2 separate regions of the Mus musculus genome follow, and region 1 is linked to region 2. The links are chromatin loops, found by intact Hi-C in ENCODE. Cell type or tissue: gastrocnemius. All regions are shown on one strand.

Region 1 (2,500 bases), 110 kb before region 2:
CACAAATCCCAGTTTGCACTGACTTGAAGTCCCCCACCCCCACCCTAAAACCACAAGCAACTCCCCAGAGTGCTGAGGGTGGCAGTGTGGAGCTGTGTCCTTGTCACCAAGAGGTGTAGGAACAGATCCATTTTTTTTTTTTCACAATTGATTAGGGAGTTAAAAGGCTGGGGAAGAAATCATGCATTTCACTTCAGAAAACAAGTTCAGCATGAGCCAGAATGAAGCAGAATTGGAGTTTATTAACAGGAGACCTTTAGGCGCTGGAGACAGAGGGCTTACTGAGTAAAGCAGTTGCCATGGGGATCTGTGTTTGGTTCCCTAGGACTATGTAAAGGCTGGGTGAAGTGGTATGTGCCTGCAATCTGATAGATGGGGTAATGGAAACAGGCAGATTCCTGGATCCACTGGGAAGCTGGGCTTAGATGAATTGGTGAGCTTCAGGTTACTGAGAAATGCTGCCTCAAAAACTAAGATGGAGGATGGCTGATGAAGACACTCAGTAACTAACTGCCTCTGGCCTCCACACACATGCATGTACCTGCATGCATACATTATACACACATTTGCATGGACACATATAATACATATAATACACATATTTACATGGACAGTTAACACACAGACACACAGACAGACACACAGACAGACACACACAGACACACACACTCACTCTTGCTAAGAGATGTTTTTTTCTCTCTTTCTCTTTGATGACTTGGATTGTAGGATGGCTCCAAAGAGATGTCTAGGTTGGTTTTTCCTCTGTTTTAGAAATATATAATTTATTTTTATTTTATGTTCATTGGTGTTTTGCCTGCATGTATGTGTGTGTGAGGGTATCAGATGCCCTGGTACCAGAGTTACAGACAGGTGTGATCTGCCATGTGGTTGCTGGGAATTGAATTCAGGCCCTCTGGAAGAGCAGCCAGTGCTCTTTACCACTGAGCCATCTCTCCAGCCCCCTCTAGAGGTATCTTGGATGGACCTACAATCTGATAAGATAAAACTCTGGTCACAAGGGGCTAAGACATATCTTGATCTTTAAATGGCTTTCCTGTTAAGTTTGATGGTATAGAGATACTACTTCTGTTTTCCTGTGTGTGTATGTGTGTGTGTGTGTGTGTGTGTGTGTTTGGCACATGTATGTTTAGGTGTGCTTGCCCTCAAAAGCACATGTGGAGGCCAGAGGTTGGCTTCAGGATAGCTTTCTTTACCACTTCTCCACGTTAAATTTTGAGATAGGGTCTCTTCAGTGGACTTGGAGTATGCCATTTCAGCTAGGCTGGCTGGCCCCTAGAGTCCTCCTATGTCCTCAGTGCTAGGATTATCGATGTGCCCACTATACCTTGGTAGCTCACAGCTTTACAGCCGTGTGTCCTCCAGCTCCTGTGTATTTGATATATGTGTCAGGCCTCCATGAACACTTGCACTCATGCATGTGTGCAATGTATCCATGTTCTGCCACACCGCTGGGGTGTAGAAGTGCCTCTGGGGAGGCGAAACTCAGGGAGCTCTTGACTTTGTTTATCCTGCACCGATAGATTATAGGGAAACACCGAGACACTGCTCAGGGGGTGGGAAAACGTAGCCCAAGCTGAGGAATTTAAGTTCCTGGGCATCCAGTTGCTGCTGGAAAACCACACAGAGAAGTATGGCCCGATTCGAGGCCGGGACTGGGGACTCTCAAACTCTTGGACATATAGGCATCTATCTCTGGGTCTTGAGGAGTTGGGGACCACCGACAGAGGCTGATGACAAGCCAGGGAAATGGGAATTCCAGTTTAGCTCATTGGTGATTGTCCTTAGCTTGGTTGTGGTTCTCTGAGAGCACAGAGGGGCTTCCTATGGGAGGTTTAGATGGAGCATGGCTCAGTATTCGAAGGCCTTCTCCATACTCTCCACAGTAGTTCTTGATAAAAGGGACAGTCCTCGGTTCCAAACTGATAACTGATTGTTCATCATGGGAAATGGGTCTATACCACCTTCTTATGGTGAATCAGAGATTAAATACCTTTTGCAAGAAAGACTGTCTGGGAAGAAGAGCTTATTAGCTAGACTCTCGGGGCCTCTAGATACCTGATTAGCATGGAGAACTCTGTTTTGGGCTATGTGACCACAGGCCATGTTTCCTTATGTGGGAATTGTGGCATGTGTTCTGGGCCAGGAATCCGGCATGGAGCAGGGAGCTGCCTACCATTTCAGGTGGGTACCTGGTGCCGAGGACTCTGGATCCTGCTCAGCCTTATGGAGTTTCCTGGCACTGTCTACTATCCCACACTCATGTGTGCATACCCATACGTTGATGTATAAAATAATTAAAAATAATAAAAGTAGAGCTGGCCATGCCTTTCATCCCAGCACTTGGATGATAGAAGCAGGCAGATCTCTGAGTTTGAGGCCAGCCTGATCTACACAATGTGTTCCAGGACAGCCAGAGCTAAATAGTGAGGCCCTGTCTTGAAAAAAATAAAACCCAACCAACCAAGCAACCAACCAAACA
Region 2 (2,500 bases):
GAAGCCCCATTGTCACGCTCCTGTTGATATTTGGGGTAGTATATCACCCATTATGTGAATAGTTGTTCGGCAGTTAGTGGGGCTATTTAGGGAGTTTACAAGGGGGTGTTGCAGCCTCACAGGAATGAATTACATCACTAGGGGTAGACCTTGACATTTTCAAGTGTAATCACACCATTTATAGTCTTCCTTCATTTTCTTCCCTCCAACCCCTCTCATTCAGCTCCTTGCATGTCCCTCCTCCTAATATGACTTGAATTATTGGCCTCATTTTCTATGAGCATCCTTGTTACGTTTCATGTATCTATACCTGCTGAGTTAGTTTACTGTTGCTTGTATATACATGATTTCAGGACTGACCACTGGTAGAGTACAAATAATTAGGGCCTTGTTCCTAAACTAGACTATCTCTCTCTCTCTCTCTCTCTCTCTCTCTCTCTCTCTCTCTCTCTCTCTCTCTCTCTCTCTCTCTCTCTCTCTCTCTCTCTCTCTCTCTCTCTCTCTCTCTCTCTCTCTCTCTCTCTCTCTCTCTCTCTCTTACTAGTCCTTACTTGTCTGTAGTTCTTTGTCTAGGGGATGAGTCCCCCTAAAGTATCTTCCTCTATTAGCCAGCTTCTTGGTGCTGTCATTATACAGGTGTTGCTCAGGAAAAGATTTGTCTTATTTGTAATTATGTGTGTGAATGAGTGTCTAAGTAGGGATCTGTGCCTGTGAGTGCAGGTGCCTGTAGAGGTATAGGATCCCTTAGAGCTGTGTTTATAGGCATTGTGAGCCAGTTGACATAGGTACTAACAACTGAACATGGGTCCTATCCAAGAGAAACATCTGTTCTTTACCCCATATCTTCTTTCCAGCCCTGAGAAGTAAAAATACCCAAATGGTAGTGGGCACTTCATAAAAGGACCTGATACTGAATCACACTTGAATGTATGTGTTTCTAGTGTTTTCAGGAGAACCCAAGATGTGGCAAGAAAATTCATAGCTAAAACATGCATCTATTTCTCTGAAGACAGGCTTCAGTGTCCCTGTCATATATTCATCTTTCCTACACTCTCCGTGGCTTTCTCGTTCTCTGTAGAATGATGCCACCTTGTGGCCTGTGTCTCTTGTGCTAACAGCATCACTGTACTTCTTTCAGTAGAGCAGCTCAGCTTCTGTTGAATTTTGTTAGATTTCTCTGGCTTCTGGAATTCATTTTTACAAATAAACTGGCTTACAAATTACCTAAGAGGGAAGACATCATGACCATGAGTAAAGTGCCCTACCCAGGGTGAGGCTTATCCACTGCACTCTGGGTATGCACACCCCTGGTATTTCCCTAAAAGTGGGAAACTATACTGTATAATTTTGTTAATGGAGAAATGAATTCCCACTTTCTCCTTAGTAAAACTAAAACAAATGCATTGGCTTAAAACAACACATGATTTCCCTTGCGTTCAGGATTTGAGGATGGAGTTAAATGGCTGGTTTTCTTCTAAAGACTCATGTGGAGAATTCGATGTCTTGTGTATAGTTAGTTCTTTTGTATAGATAAAAGCAACAGAAATAAGAGCCTGACAGAAAAACTATCTAGTCCCATTTATCCTTGGTGGCTTATAGCAGTTTTCTGTTTTTTTTAAAGAGATATATGCAGTGAAGGGACTATGTCTGTAGAGTTTGCTCTTGACTGGGTTGACTGGGGAAGTACTGCAAAGTTGGTCAGCCAACTAATTCGTGAACATGGAATGTCTTTCTTCTTGTAGTACCTTCTTATACTCCACCTGTCTTTTTTCTTTGCTCTATCACTATTAAGCATAGCCTCTTTCGTGGATTTTAGGAGGGCCAACACCCTGAGAGAGGCAGCCTGTCCCAAGCACATTTAAATAATATATTTAAACATATATTATTTTTATCGTATATTATATACTAACCACAGTTTACCCCCCTTCCTCTCCTCCACATGCCTTCCCTCCCCTGCCCCTCCACCAGATCTACTCTTCCTATGTTTCCCTTCAGAAAAAGAGAGGACTTCCAGGGATACCACCTAAACATGGCATATCAAGTTACAACAAGACTAGGCACATCCCTTCATGGTTAGGCTGGATGAGGCAATCCACTAGGAGGAAAATGGTCCCAGAAACAGGTAAAAGAGTGCAAGGGGCCAGACAGTGGTGGCACATGCCTTTAATCCCAGCACTTGGGATGCAGAGGCAGGCAGATTTCTGAATTTGAGGCCATCTAGGTCTACAGAGTGAGTTTCAGGACAGCCAGGGCTATACAGGGAAACCTTGTCTAAAAAAACCAAAAAAAAAAAAGCCCCAAAACAACCAAAACCAAAAAAACCTCAAACCCCCAAATCAAACCAAACCAACCAACCAACCAACCAAACATACAAACAAAAAACCAAAAAGAGTGCAAGGAACCATCCCTGGCTGAGGGCAAGGGTTGGAACCAATAGATTCAAGAGAAGCTAAAGAAGACTCAGACACAGGACACCATTCAGCTTTGTTCCATGTGAGAC

The links. A loop is a pair of places that touch in the nucleus more often than their neighbours do. Peaks named below come from ENCODE experiments on the same cell type or tissue, not always from the same donor. Only the 100,000 strongest peaks of a DNase experiment are listed, where the experiment ranks them.
Region 1: it touches region 2 in a loop (4-fold over the local background); 22 of 42 quality-filtered maps call a loop at or near these places.

Annotation. Positions count from the first base shown.
Region 1 is chr4:144,877,318-144,879,817 of GRCm38, reverse strand. It overlaps a transcript of Vps13d not described here. Among named protein-coding and RNA genes, the nearest start is that of Dhrs3, 15 kb to the left of the region's middle. In gastrocnemius, a CTCF peak has its summit at 970; no DNase peak of the experiment used is centred here; H3K27ac peaks cover 397 bases.
Region 2 is chr4:144,764,509-144,767,008 of GRCm38, reverse strand. Gm25938 (a small nuclear RNA gene) reads left to right here and starts at 1,217; the gene lies at 1,217-1,382. In gastrocnemius, a CTCF peak has its summit at 1,096 (motif pointing left); a DNase peak (open chromatin) is centred at 1,089.